Regions from separate parts of the Homo sapiens genome. Here region 1 is linked to region 2. Evidence: chromatin contacts called from ENCODE Hi-C data. All regions are on one chromosome and are shown on one strand. The core of a region is the stretch at or near the end of the contact, and the rest is flanking DNA. Distances in the headings are between cores, read along the strand shown.

Region 1 (3,329 bases), core at 149-2,648, 330 kb after region 2:
GGCCATCACCACCATCCAGCTGTAAAACTTTTCCAAGTCTGTACTCTTTAAGTACAGACTTAAATATGGCCCTTTGCAATATTATGCTGAAATCTTCCTCTCTACAGCCTTCCTACAACTGGTTATTGTTATTGCCACTAGTTAACCAAGGAGGACTCTTGTCTTGGGTTGACATGAAGGTGAGTTGAAGGTCACAATCATGATCTGCCTCCTGCTCTCCTCTTCTCTGCTCCAAGCTATGCAACCCCAGCTCCTCTAAGGAAAGAACATGAGGACTTGGGCAGGTTCCCTTTAGTAAAAAGATAATAAATTTTCAGAAACCTGTCTATAGCCAACAGGACAAAGAGACATTGAATTTTTCCATAAAGCCAGATTTGGCCAACATTTTGTTGGTTTTATTTAAATCCCAAACCTTCTCTTTCTTCCACAACCTCTATGCTATGTATGTTATTTTCAGAGGTGTGTGTTCACTGTAAACCAGCCACCATTCTACTTTCTGTCTCTAACATTTTGACTACCCTAAACACCTCATATAAGTGGAGTCACACAGAATTTTGTTTTTTTGTGACTGGCTTATTTCACTTAGCATAATGTCTTCAAGTTTCCTCCAGGTAGCATATGTCAGAATTTTCTTGCTTAAGCCTGAAGAATTTTTCATTGTATGCCAGTATCACACTTTGTTTATTCATCAGTTTATGGACACTTGGGTTTCCCCTGCCTTTTGGCTATTTGGTGAATAATGCTGTTATGAACATGTGTACAGGTATTGAGTCCCTGCTTTCGCTTCTTTTGGGTATATGCCCAGAAGTGGAATCTCTGGATCATTATTTTCCTCTTCTTAATTAATAAGCATCTTGGGGGACGATACTTTGAGATTACCTAAAAAGCCTGTTATTTTTCTGACACTTTCACCCACTAGTTTTAGCATCCATCGATTTCTATCTGAATCAATTATTCTAATGGCTGTCAAATGGCAATTTTCTAATTCCATCACTCTTTCTGCATTTATGAGCTGGCATTCTATTGGAAAGAAGAAACTTTCCTTCTCCCCGCTTTATTTATGAATATGGACTCATTTTATTGAATGGGCTATGTTCCTTTCCTTTTTACACTATTGCTCTGAGCAATTCTTTTCCCTATGATTCCCCAGAGTGCAAGTTTGGGGAAATGCGGGAACTTTCTGTATTTCTTTGTCACCATTAAGCAAACCGGGAGTGCAACCTGACTTCCCCAAGTTGAGAAAAATCACTTTCCTGCCCATGCATTAGTTTAGCTCAAGGGGAAACCCTTTTTCGAAAGTGCTTTCTGGGTAGCCCCGCGCGAACTGCATTTCCCAGAGGTCTTCGGAGATACGTCATCAGCGAGCGCGGCTTTTTTGCTTGCGAAGCCGGCTTTGGAGAGCTGCTGTGGCGGCGGCAACATGGCGGACGTGATAAATGTCAGTGTGAACCTGGAGGCCTTTTCCCAGGCCATTAGTGCCATCCAGGCGCTGCGCTCCAGCGTGAGCAGGGTGTTCGACTGCCTGAAGGATGGGATGCGGAACAAGGAGACGCTGGAGGGCCGGGAGAAGGCCTTTATTGCGCACTTCCAGGACAACTTACATTCGGTCAACCGGGACCTCAAGTAGGTACCGGCTGAAGGGGCCGGGGTCGGGGACCGGCCCCGCTCCGACCCTGCCCCTACGTCGCTCGAGTCTTCCCAGGCAGGGGCTGTTCTCCGTTTCCCTTGATCCCTGTTCTTTCTCTTCTTGTTCTCCAAGCCTCTGCCTGTCCCTCAGGGACATCTTAACACCATCCCCGCTTTCTCGTCTTGCTTCTCCTGGCCTCCTGGTCCTGTTTGTCTTCCGCCATCCTCGACCTCTTCTGTGGCGGTTCCATTCCTAACAAGGAGGCATGCTTTTCCCATGAACTTCCACTTCTCTGAGCTTGGCAGGTTTCTCACCTGTAGGCCCTCTGTGCCCCATCACGTCTGATCCGAATGTAGTAATAGTACAGACAGGACCTGGTCAGTCGGCTCCAAACCCAAGTGCACCCGATCTGATTAGCCCCAATTCCCCGGCCCTGAACTTGGACTTCATCAGTTCCACCACCACCCACCCGCAACCACGACGGACCGGCCAGGCCTTGAGCTGTCTTCACCTTTTCCCCTAACCGCTCCCAAACCACCTGATCAGTTTCCTCACTCCCACTCCTGTGGGAGTTCCTTCCGCAGTAGAGACCTACTCTCTAATCTCTTAACCAGTTTAATTACTTATGCTTAACGCCCCTGCTTCTTAATTTGTAGTCTTTTAGGGTTAAGGATTCCACTTTTCCTCCTCTTCCTTACAAAGTACCTTCTTCACTTACACTTTTTAAGTGTTGTAAGAATTAAATGAGAGGATGTTTGTAAAGGGCCTGGCACATAGTAGGCACTTCTTGATTGCTTAGGTCCTGAACTTGCCTTCTGTTTTATAAGAGAGTCAGTCCTTCCCAGGAAGGTTAGAATTTCAGGATTTTTGCCTTTTACTTCTCAGAACTGACCTGAGTAGGGGAAAGCATTTGGTGAGCTAGTCATCCTTTGATTTCTGGACTGGTTGGATTTTTGTTTTTTCAACTTGGTCTCCTTAGTAACCAGATGGAAAGAGGAGGTAGGATGGAGGAGGAGGAGGAGGAGGTGGCCAAATGATGGGTGCCTTTTTGTTTTCCCCCTAAGTAGTTGCCGTAAATCACACAGCCCTCCTCAACGCCCACATCCGCTTGCTGTTCTCTGGCACCGCGCCGAGCACCAGTTAATACTTTCTCTGCTTCAGGGGATGCACTGGCTATTCTTCCCTATCTTCTGTTTTCTTTCCATTTTCTCTCCGAGTTACTTCCCTTTGTAATGTTCAGGATATTATAACCCTTCACCATTTTAAATAGAAACTTTAAGAGTGCTGACATTATCCTTTTGCCTTCTTAAATCTTTGTACAGTAGTGCCAAGAAGAAGGTGGCTGATGATTCCAAAATGAATGTGGCATAAGAAGCTGTTCCTAGAGAGTCTTTTGTTGGCAGTTTGGGACTGGCCCCTCAGAACGTACTCCTGGAATGTGCTCTTGTTGGCTCGCTTTCCCAAGCTTCTCTAGGGTTTTCCTGCTAGACTGAAGTGTGTTTGTTTGACACAGCCACCTCAGTGGTGTCTTCCCATTCCATTTGTTTATTTTATCTCTTCTTTGTTTTGTTAAGTTTTACCATCTGTGAAGCATCATGTACAAATCTATCCCTATGTGAATGATAAATAATCATCATTTAATCAGGTACTTGCTGTTCTGCCAAGTGTAATGATCTGCACGTGGGTCTGAAAACTCTTAGTG
Region 2 (3,776 bases), core at 820-3,319:
GTTAAAGAAAGAGTGGCGGCTCTACAGCAAATTCAGGCTTTATGTCCAGCATGAGACCTACAGAGGTGGGAGACCAGCTTAATGCCAGTGCCTACCGCTGCTTACAGGCTGGAGAAATTATAGGCCTGGGCGGGGAGGGGCCCGGTGGGTATGGCCTGCTGCCCGGGAAGATGTTGATAAGGTATTCCCATGATGAGGCAGTTTGGCCCTTGTTCTGGTGGAACGTGATGTTCCTGTCACTTTCTCCCAGCAGAATATGATAAGAGGCAGGCTGTTTCTCACTGCCTGAACCCCCGTGGAATGTTTCACTTTAAGCAAGGTCTGCAAAATGGCAGGGGGCTTACAAAATGGTGCAGTTTGGACTAACAGATTCACCCGTCCCCAGCACTGGTCACATTTTCTTGCTCTCTCTCTGTGAGCATGCACATACACACATTACAGAATCACCTGAAAAATATCTGTCAACACCATATTTAACCCTAAGTACGTCATCATGTAGCAAGGACATTCCCATGTGTAACTACAATGTCATTATCATGTCCGAAGATTTTAATGTGATACAATAGTGTTTAATATAAAATCCATTGCAAAGTTGAGACTCTGCATTTGAAAAAAAAAAAAAAAAGCTTCCCAGGTGATTGGTGCAGTTGGAGGAGGATTGGAAACCACTATTGGAGTTTTCCTGAATCGATACTGGATGATATCTAATCTCTCCTCTAGTGCCAGCCTTTTGTGGGTTCATTCATGCATCACTAGCACCACAAGGCTCTGGGTAAGTGGGGTCACCACAGAACACGTGACACCAATGACGGACCTGGACTTCAAGGCCTTCCATATCAACAGTGGACAACACCACATTTACAGACTTCTCCAGACGGAGCTCCAACTGCACGTCCACATCCCAGAGCAGCCCTTGCATGGCAACATGAGTACATACATAGGCTCATCGTTTCTCCAACCTGCTTCCCTTCCAGACTTTCACGGAAGCATAGTTTGTGCATTTTTTAATCAAAGCCACTTGGCAGATCACATAGAAGTCAGGTGGAACAGTGAGGGGCAAGATAGTGGAGTAGTAGAAAGAGCATAGGTCTGATTTCTGGCTGGCCCATTTAAGTCACCTTGGACAAGTTACTGTAAACCCAGGTTTCTCATCCACAAGGTGGGGCTAATAATACCTCATTACAAGGATTAAGTGAGAAAACTTGTTGCCTATATCGTATATGTTCACTATCCAAAAAGGTTAAACGTTTGGTTGGTAAATATAATGGCCTCGAATTGATGGCCAGGTTAAAGCTGCCCTTTTGGCTAAGTCTCTTCAGGACTCTGTTGAAATGGGAAGACTGGGATAGATCTCCAAAGCTCCTGCTAACTCTAAACTTCTGAGACTTCATCCAAGCTTAACATCCATCAGCCTCTGCACCAGATAGCCCCTGCAGACCTCTGACTTCCTCTCCCACCCCCTCCCCTGCATTCACATGCATTCACTTAGGCTGGGCGTGTGCGACCTGTCTGTCACCCTGTGGGTTCACTGTGTGGATTCACTCTGTGCTCCAGCTGCTCTGGCCTTGTCCCAGGTCCTCCAGCAACCAAGTTCAGGACTTTTGCACTCACTTCCAGCCTGGAACACTCTTCTGCCTAGATTTTTTGCCTGCCCTTTCCATTTAGAACTCAGTTCAAATGTCACCTCCTCAGTGAGCCCTCTCTTACATCTAAAGTAGCACCCACCGTCCCCTAGTCACTCTCCATCACGTCACCCTGTTTTATTTTCCTTACAAGATAATCTGAAATTATCTTAGTTGATTTGTCATCTGTCTTCCCAAGTTGTTCCTGGAGTTCACCAAAAACTGGAATAAATGGAATGCACGCATGCATTAGTACGTCAATGGAGGGGGATTCTGTCCTACTTTCTTCGTTTCAGGAGCACTCTCTACCCCACCTGACGTCTAAAGGACCCAGAAGGAAAATGGGTAGGCAAATGTGCGCGCCTCCAAGGCCTAGCGGCAGCCGTGTTACCATGGCAGCGTGACGCCGAGGGGGCCGGAAGGCGACGCACTACTACTTCCGCTTCCTCAACAGCAGCACTTCCGGGTTGGGAGAAAGGTGGCGGCGCTTTCGGAGGGTAAGTTGAAAGCGCCTTTGTTGTTTCTGTTTTTCAAAATGCGCGCGTAAAAACTCAGCGTGGGGTGGTGGGTTTCCCCGTCTTCTGGGAGACCCGCCTTTTGGCCTGAGGTCTCCAGGCCGCGGTCTTTGCCCCAGGCCTTATCTCGGGGAAACTGAGGCTTGGGTGTTTTTTTTTTTTTTTTTTAAAGATGGAGTTTTGCTCTTGTCGCCCAGGCTGGAGTGCGGTGGCGCGATCTCGGCTCACTGCAACCTCCGCTTCCTGGGTTCAAGCGATTCTCCTGCCTCAGCCTCCCGAGTAGCTGGGATTATAGGCGCCCGCCACCAAGCCTAGCTAATTTTTGTATTTTTAGTAGAGACAGGGTTTCACCATGTTGGCCAGGCTGGTCTCGAACTCCTGACTTCAGGTGATCCACCCGCCTCGGCCTCTCAAAGTGCTGGGATGACAAGCGTGAGCCACCGCGCCCGGCCGCGGCTTGGGTCTTTGGGAGTGAGAAGATGCAGAATTCACATCTGGTTAGTTCCTCCAGTCTCAGCCCTGGAGCGCCCACCCGGGAGCAGAGCGGGGTCTCTCTCGCACCCCAAAGGCGGTGAGAGAATCCGGGACCAGGTTTGGGCACGTACCTGCAGAGCGGGAAGTGTATGTTCTGAGTAAGGGGGGATAAATGCATATCCGTTCTCAATATGTATCGAGCACTGACTGGGGAGCCATTTGGGAGCAAGATGGCCAGGATTCCAGCCCTCAAGAAGCCGATCATATTATAACTGCCAAAAGTGCAATGGGGAGCAGCTGGTTGTTGGGAAACACTGTTAACCAGAAAGATGAGACCGGCTAAGGAGTTAGAGAGGTCCTCTTGAGAAAGTGGCTTTCATACTTGGACCAGTTAAAGGGCAGAAAGGTAATGCGGAGGAAGAGCTTTCCTGATGGAATGGGCTGTTTTTGCAAAGTTCCTGAGACGAAAAGGAAGGTAGTGTATTCTAGGAACTGAAAACAGCAGGGTTTCTGAAACCTAGAGAGAAGTGAGAGGTAGAGAGGTGGGCATGGACTTACCTCTGTCCATCTCTAGGCTAGATTATGAAGAAATGAAGACTCTTGCAGGTCTGTGAGGATTTTGACTTTATCTTAAGAATAACAGGGGAACCCTAAAAAGTTTTTAGCAGGGAGAGACTATATATTTAGAAGGTTGTACTGGGCTCCAGAGACCAGAGAGCAGCCTAGGAAGTATTTACAAAAAAGAAGGAAAGGAACTGATGGAAGGGGAAATGTTATTTAAAGAAATCAAGGCCGGGCGCTGTGGCTTACGCCTGTAATCCCAGCGCTTTGAGAGGCCGAGGCAGGTGGGTCACCTGAGGTCAGGAGTTCAAGACCAGCCTGGCCAACATGGCGAAACCCCGTCTCTACTAAAAATACAAAGATTAGCCAGGCTTGGTGGCTTGCGCCTGTAATCCCAGCTACTACTCCGGAGGCTGAGGCAGGAGAATCGCTTGAACCCGGGAGGCGGAGGTTGCAGTGAGCCGAGATCGTGCCACTGCACTCCAGCCTGGGTGACAGAACGAGATTCTGTCTCCAAAAAAAGAAAAAGAAAAAAAGAAAAGAAAAGAAATCAGCCAGTGGGTGGCTCACGCCTGTAATCCCAGCACTTTGGGAGGCCGAGGCG

Evidence for each region. A loop is a pair of places that touch in the nucleus more often than their neighbours do. Pooled maps may share reads with other maps.
Region 1: a loop to region 2 is called in a map of B cell, with 11 times the contacts of the local background. The contact joins the promoter of MED27 here to the promoter of TTF1 in region 2. A Hi-C loop is called at or near these places in 3 of 168 maps with a recorded cell type or tissue (B cell, CD4-positive, alpha-beta T cell and naive thymus-derived CD4-positive, alpha-beta T cell), 3 of 37 single-sample maps with no recorded cell type and 9 of 50 pooled maps.

The regions. Positions count from the first base shown.
Region 1 is chr9:132,077,936-132,081,264 of GRCh38, reverse strand. It overlaps MED27 (mediator complex subunit 27), which reads left to right and starts at 1,398. Exons shown (of 8, transcript NM_004269.4): 1 at 1,398-1,623. The coding sequence starts at 1,421. RefSeq lists an enhancer at 1,222-1,501.
Region 2 is chr9:132,405,133-132,408,908 of GRCh38, reverse strand. It overlaps TTF1 (transcription termination factor 1), which reads left to right and starts at 2,069. Exons shown (of 11, transcript NM_007344.4): 1 at 2,069-2,119.